Regions from separate parts of the Homo sapiens genome. Here regions 1 and 2 are each linked to region 3. A link is a loop called in an ENCODE intact Hi-C map of the cell type or tissue named here. Cell type or tissue: IMR-90. All regions are shown on one strand.

Evidence for each region. Hi-C counts contacts between places; a loop is a spot of excess contacts. Peaks named below come from ENCODE experiments on the same cell type or tissue, not always from the same donor. Only the 100,000 strongest peaks of a DNase experiment are listed, where the experiment ranks them.
Region 1: it touches region 3 in a loop (2.9-fold over the local background); 5 of 110 quality-filtered maps call a loop at or near these places.
Region 2: it touches region 3 in a loop (3-fold over the local background); 5 of 110 quality-filtered maps call a loop at or near these places.

What each region holds. Positions count from the first base shown.
Region 1 is chr2:237,222,216-237,224,715 of GRCh38, forward strand. LOC105373953 (a long non-coding RNA gene) reads left to right here. Exons shown (of 6, transcript XR_924035.3): 2 at 1-53. Among named protein-coding and RNA genes, the nearest start is that of COPS8, 140 kb to the left of the region's middle. In IMR-90, no CTCF peak of the experiment used is centred here; DNase peaks (open chromatin) are centred at 126, 736 and 1,226; H3K27ac peaks cover 2,321 bases.
Region 2 is chr2:237,278,998-237,281,497 of GRCh38, forward strand. No RefSeq gene overlaps it. Among named protein-coding and RNA genes, the nearest start is that of COL6A3, 130 kb to the right of the region's middle. In IMR-90, a CTCF peak has its summit at 1,461; DNase peaks (open chromatin) are centred at 574 and 1,414; H3K27ac peaks cover 2,461 bases.
Region 3 is chr2:237,170,455-237,172,954 of GRCh38, forward strand. No RefSeq gene overlaps it. Among named protein-coding and RNA genes, the nearest start is that of COPS8, 86 kb to the left of the region's middle. In IMR-90, a CTCF peak has its summit at 1,157; a DNase peak (open chromatin) is centred at 1,127; H3K4me3 peaks cover 269 bases; H3K27ac peaks cover 2,239 bases.

The DNA.
Region 1 (2,500 bases), 52 kb after region 3:
GGAAAGCCAAACTTTCCCTTAGCAAGCGTGGCAACGTCCCAGAGTGCAGCCTGGTGAGTTTGGAATGCAGGTGGTTTGCGGACCCAAGGGAGAAAAAGTGACTGCAGATGGTGCATTTCCTGTTTATAACGTGCTTGGGGAAATGACCATTTTGCTCATGAAGAAAAAAGATTTTTTATCTTATTGGGTAAAGAAAAATAATAGACCACAGAGACAGAATATTACCACAGCATTTTTGTCTGATGAGAAACTGATTGGCTTGACTACATATTGATTAAACATTCTACATGCCGTTACTCTCTAGACAATAAGAATCTTGGCATACGATAACTTTGAAAGCAAAGTTCATTTACGGTCAGGTTGGTTTCACCAAAACAATCGTATTCCAATATTACGGTTCTCAAAACTGAAATACCTGAAAACCTCTTTGGGGACCTGGATTTTCAGTGGAAAACAAACTGCTCAGACAAAGCTGCTGGGGCCCCCATTTCCCACTGCTTCCTCAGTTTCCCCAAAACTAAACAATCTGGGAGACAGTGTGAAGTTAGTGCATGTTTAATTTGGCAACTCTCTTTCCAGATGTGTATGGTCCAGATGTGTTGAGTCTGCTCCCAAGTTATCAATCAAAAAGCAAACTGACCCGGGGTGGATGGCTGCATTTGTACAGCAGCTGCTGTCACCAGCGCACCCCCAAGCAATGTTTTCTTAAACTTAGATGTCCAGGCAGAAAAATCCCTTTGCCTTCTAGTGGCCCCTGCCTAACATTTCCCTCCATACCCTTCTAGATTACCTTACACGGAGAGAATTAAGTTAGGGGATTTGTCTGCTGTCAGTCCCCTTTTTCTTCTGGTTCTATTTTTAGCCTTAATGGTCTTTTCTAATAGGTCCAAACTGTGCAACAATACGTAAAACTAATTGTATTTTACATAAAAATCCATGATCACATCTAGCCAGCCAAAATGGATCAGAGAAGCTCCATACAGTCGTGTGGATTTTTTTATTTGACTAGAAGCCATCCATGTGCCTACCTGATGCATGTGCACACATGCATCCACGCACCTTGCATGCACACACACATGCACATGCACTCTTCCAGGATGGCTTTGAAGTGGCGAGGGTAGAAAGGAACTCTTGGTCCCAAGGGCTGGCCTCATGAAGGAGCTCCAAGATGCAACTCATTCTTGAATTGCAGCCAGGACCTCAACTATTCCCTGCAGGAATTCCCCTAAGAAGAATGTGTTGGTCTTATGTGTCACGGGTTGCCCCAAGTCATCCTGGCTTCTGGGGTTGTGGGCTTTTGTTCAGAGAAAACAGGGACTGCTGAAACCTTGTAGTGGATACTCTCTGTTCCCTGCCCAGATCTCTGGGCTGGTGCCCCATCCTCTAGGTCTGTGAGCATTGGCTGCCGAGGGCTCACAGCTGCCCATTTCCAGAGAAGTTCCCTTGGGACAGTAACAGCTTCTGGGCCCAGAAGATTACTCTCCCACACACAAGGCAGCCAAGGGCCAAGCCTGACTAGGACAAAAGCCCAGGCCCCCTCCCTCACAGTGGGACCACTCCGTGGTGCAATTCACACTCCCCAACTTCCCCGGGGATCAGGCAGAAACTGGACCCCAGCCAAGAACCTGCCTGGCTCCACCCTTCTCCAGGCTTCTTGGCTTCCTTCACTCCCTTTCTGCCCACAGGTCCTACAATAGATCATTTCCACAAGACCCCCGTCTCAGACTCTGCCTAAGAAATCCCTCATCTTAATCACTGAGCCCATCTGGCGTCTTTCTTTTATAAAAAATTTGTATTTTTATTTTAAGTTCCTGGGTACATGTGCAGGATGTGCAGGTTTGTTACATAGGTAAACGTGTGCCAAGGTGGTTTGCTGCACCTATTAACCCATCACCTAGGTATTAAGCCCAGCATGCATTAGCTATTTTTCCTAATGCTCTGCCTCCCCGCCACCCACCCACCAGCAGGCCCTACTGTGTTGTTCCCCTCCCTGTGTCCATGTGTTCTCATTGCTCAGCTCCCACTTATCTAGAACCAGAAATACCATTTGACCCAGCAATCCCATTACTGGGTATATACCCAAAGGAAAATAAATCACTGGACTACAAAGGTACATGCATGCGTATGTTCATGTTCATGGCATCTTTCATTTAGGCATCAAACTCCCCTCAGTCAGGAAGGACGGTGACAGTCTCCACACCCTCCAGGCTATTGGGACAGATTCTGTTTTTTTCACCCTGCCCTGCAACAAAATTATTTTCTGCTTTCACCAAACCCAGGCAAACAGACTCCACTAGACCTGGAGACTAGGAATAGAAAATGTACATAAATTGTGGTTTTAAAAATTCACTTAGATATGAATAATATGATGATAATTATTAGGAAAACATGGAACATTAAGACGTTGAAAATAAGTTCTACAAGTAAATGTGCCAGTCAACAAAGATTCATTCAGGGTTCCAGGGTGTCACTTGAGTTAGTGACCATTGTATAAAGTTCT
Region 2 (2,500 bases), 110 kb after region 3:
ATATTACATTTGTAACCTGTATTGGCATACCTAAATCCCAGGCCCTTTGCTGTAACATTTTTACTTTAGATTGGAGCTGGGGAACACTCTCATTTTATCTCCTGCTGCATCTCAGATGTGAAGGCTCTTTGGGCTCCACCATTACCTCCCTGGCAGTCCACCCTGCACCATAGCAACAAGCACATGTGCTCCCTCCAAGTCAGGGGACACCAGGCAGGATGGGGAGAGGGAGGTGAGAGCAGAGACGGACCTGGACTAGAGCTGGCAGGGCTTTGCTGTGAATAGGATGGAAGGCTTCCCACTCTGGGGAAAACCGGGAGAGCATGGAGTCATGGACGCTGGGAGAAGAAAGGTTTTAGAGGAGGCCAAGGGTACTAAAGCCCACCAAGGGTAGCTTAGGTAAGATGAGGACAGAGTCACAGCATGGAGCATACTGATGGTGGGGCAAAAGGACATTTCCGTGGGGTCAGAGCCTGATGACAGCAGTTTATAGAGAGGCTAGAAGGAGGGGTTTGGCTGAGACATAGAGCTGAGAAACGAGAGGGAGCTGGGTAATCTGTGGAGTTCAAGAAGCTTGCTGGTGGTGGTGTTTGTTTGTTTTAGGACGAAAGCTATGAAGGAGTATGTGGCTGATGGGAAGGACACAGAAGACAGATGCTGATGCTACAAAAGACGGAGACACTTGTAGAGTCAAGGTGCTTAGGAGACAGAGGGAGACGCAGAACACAGGTTGGGGGTCTGCATTTGGTGGCAGCAGGGACTCCGCTGCCAGGTGAAAGGGGATCCATGGAAAGAGACAAAAGGTCTATGGCTTGTTGGGGACAGAGGACACAACGGAAGCCAGCAAGCCAAAGCCCCTCATTCCAAACACCAGCTTTGGAGTCCGTACAGGGCTGGCTGTCCACATGGTCATCTGTTCTCAGACAAAAACTTCACTACACATTGCAGAAAAAAATAAGAAGTGAACTTTGTCCCTGTGATTTCTGCTGTCCCCACTCATTGACGGTCTGTTGGAACCTTGGGCGGAGTCTTGTCTGCATTTCGCGTGGGCACCTGCAAAGAAGCTCGTGACATGGTGGGACCCCAGTGACACAGAGCTGCAGAGTCTGGACTGCAAAGGCCTTCACCCTCAAAGTCGCTCATTCACAGAGTGGGAAACTGGAAGAGCGGGCCAAAACGAACGGAATGGAATTTTAAAGGGATTGATGTAAATTTCTGCTCTGGAGTTTTTTTTAAAATAAACGTTATACATGTTTGGAATGAAGGGAAACAATAGCCAGCTGTGTACGTGTGGGAGCCGATAGGAGTCGGGAGGACACAAAATTAATACAGTAATGAAAATGTCAGAGACCAGCCCCATCACCCCACAGTATATCAAATTTCCCCAGTGAATCATCTCGGAGGAAATGCCTTCCGTAGTACCGAATAAAAACCATGAGAGTCAACCGTGGTCTGCAGCTTGTGGGAATTTCTTCAGCCACCCACACCGCTGGTTTGGATGACAAATAAGCCCCCACAGGCCACGCTGAGCCCAGTGGCCACTTGAGGCTGCTTAGATCTGTCTCGGCTCTGAGGACCTCCCTCTGGAAAATGTACATCCTGTGCACTTGAATTTACTGAAACTTCTTCATTTTAACGTTGTAATCAAGGCCAATCATTTTCATGTCAATTTTTTAAAAACCCCATCGCAGGGAAAACAGGGCTCTGCACACAGGAAATACTCAGAAGCCATGTTTCTACTTAATGGTAAAATAAGGACCAACAATTCTTGTGTTACCAACCTCACCAGGTTTTCAGGTCAAAGGAAATATACCACTGACGTCTTTGCAAATACAGACGTTCCCCAAAAAGCATATTTGGGTTTGTATAACACCTCAATTAACTGGATTAAATTGGGAATGGGTTTCTGGTTAACTGAATTTGTTTCAACCCATGTTAAAAGCTTCCTAAAATGTTTGTTCGCCTTTTTACTTCGGTAACACCATCTGGGGCATCTCTCAGCCCCTCCTGGCTCAGGGGTCAGGCAGGAATGAGTGGAGCTAACCCTGAACGAATATTGGCCCCCTTAATGAATCCACTTCATTTCTGATCAATGCCTCTCCTCTGAGACAAGCTCCATGACGACAGGAACCATGTCTATCTTGGCTTGGATGACAAATCAGCCCCCACAGGCCACGACGAGCTCAGTGGCTGGGAGCCTTGGGGCCCAATACAACGTCTTCGTTCAGAGGGTGTGTAATAAATATGTGTTATGTGAAAAGTTTCCTGATGTTAGTCTTGTTTTAATTCATTTTTCTTCCAAAATAGAGAACAGTTCATAAAATGGATATTCTAATTGGTTTGTTGAAATAATTTAGCTTTACCATCTTTGCACAATAGTAATTATTTTCAAATGGAAAATCAGAATATTCGGAGAATGACCATCTCCCTGTCTACATAAAATCAAAGCACAAAGTGAATTAAAACATTTTAAAAATCAACAGATCCAAACAACCCACAC
Region 3 (2,500 bases):
ACATCCACTCAACAGATACATTCGTTTCTGGGGAGTATTTCTTCATTTTGGTTGCAGCATTTGGATGTCGTTTTGAGTGTTTAATGATTATTCATTAATTTTGCTCTCTGACCAGTAAAGCACCCAAGCAAAGAAGAGTCAAACTATCAGCATTCCAACCATCTGCCCACAGGTGGCTTTCCTTAACAAACCTTGGTATCTTATTTTAAAAATAGCCCTACCCTGGCCGGGCATGGTGGCTCACACCTGTAATCCCGGCACTTTGGGAGGCTAAGGTGAACGGAGAAGGTCAGGGGATGGAGACCAGCCTGGCTAGCATGGTGAAACTCTGTTTCAACTAAAAATATAAAAAAGCAGCCAGGCATGGTGGCGTGCACCTGTAATCCCAGCTACTCAGGAGACTGAGGCAGGAGAATCGCTTGAACCCAGGAGGCAGAGGTTGCAGTGAGCCGAGATCATGCCATTGCACTCCAGCCTGGGCAACAAGAGTGAAACTCCATCTCAAAAAAAAAAAAGGCCCTACCCACAGTTTTAGATTCTGGATATCCAAGACATTAGATATTGTTTAAATACACCATTTTATCTGATCAAGCCGCTTGAAATCCTAGAATGATTTGAGCGGGCACAACTAGGGTAATGCAAATGGGGTTTTAAATATCTCTCATTTCAAAAATTCCTGTTGACAATTTTCTTCTTGAAAGATCATTGTAATTTAGCACAAGAAAGCAGATTCTGACATTCTCTGCTTATTTCTTCAGACGGTTGTGCTGATATTACATTCAGTAGCTGGACTTTGATTTTTTTTCCATTTTCACCCATGTTTATCCAACACTGAATTAGGAGCCAGAGGCTGAATGAACTCAGGAGCGTGTGGGTTGGCCATCCAGGGTTCCCCTCCTGTATTAATAAATCCGTACCTCCCTTGCTGCAGACCAATATCGACTCTACTCTCAGTACCGTGGCCATGCACGATTTTCAGGCCACATCAAGACTTGCACAGCCTCTGGCTTTCAGTGGGAACAGAACCAGCAGTCTTCCTGGACTTCTCCCTCCTACACAGCAACCAGGAGCAAACTGATCCTCCGCGTATCACAGGCTTTGTCGAGTTGTAAAACAGAACTCTAACTGGTATCCGCCACTGATATCATGCAACACCAGATGGTGTCATTTGATCAAAGAATTTTGCTAACAGAAATCTCAGATTTCTCTCTAAGCGAAATGCCTTGACTTTGTGACTGATTGTGCAAGAATCTCAGGAATTGAGAAAACAGCGTCTGTGTTGCTACAAGACTGCAGCTTTGGATAATACCCCCCTGCTTTTACTTTCTTCTCTGTCTTTAACTTCAAAATGTATTTTACACCCCAAATAATTGTTTACTATTTGTTTCCTAGAACCTCAAAAGTCATTAATTTTTAAGAAAAGTCACTGTGCTTTGTTGGAAAACAACCTCAAACTTGAATGGCTTCACGCCAGTAGTTGAAAATATTTTACAATAGGCCACTTTCTGGAAAGTCTAATAAAAATCATACTGAGCATTTTTATTCCTGTTTACACTTGTAGAGCATTATCACAATTTAAATTATCTTCAGCCCATATATAGCTTCATATTTTGCAGCCAGCAATGAAGTTCTGCCCACAGTTTACGTTTACGACTTTCTTCTGAACTGCCGTATTTATGTTACTGTTTTCATCACTACTCTTTTTTTGTACATTTTACCACTTAAACAGTAAATCTATGTGTTTTGACAAATGTGTACAGTTGACTAACCACCACCAATGGTCAAGATATGGAGTATTTCTATTGCCATAGAAATATTCCTCCATAGAAATATTTCAATTCCTCTCAAGCCCATTTCTGCTCAATCCCCTCTCCCCATCCCCAGGGCTAGCAACTGCTGATCTGTTTTGTCCTTATGGTTTTGCCTTTTCCTGAATATCATATAAATGGAATCAGATTTGTAGCCTTTCAATTCTGGCTTCTTGCACTTAGCATAATGCCTTTGAGATTCTTCTGCTTGTATCAAGAATTCATTCCTTTGATTGTTACCCAGTATTCAGTCATATGGATGTATCACAATTTATTTACCAGTTGAGGGACACTTTGATTCCAGTTTGGGGCAATTATGAATATAACTTTGATGAATAGCTATTCACTACTGGGTCATCTAGTAAGTGTGTTTTAACTTTAAGAGTTGCCAAGCTGTTTTCCAAAATAACTATACTATTTTTTTTCTTTTTCCTTAGCGTGTCTACTTTTTCATGTTTTTGTGGTAAAATACACATAAGATTTAGCATCTTAAAAATTTTTAAGTTCACAATTCAGTGGTATTAAATATATTAATAACACTGTGCAATCATCACCACCTTCCATCATCATAACTCTTTTCATCTTGTAAAACTAAAGCTCTATTCCCATTAAACAACAACTCTCCATTCTCTTATCCCCTCAAGCCCTGAAAACAGCCATTCTACTTTCTGTGTCTAATTTTGACTAAGTAT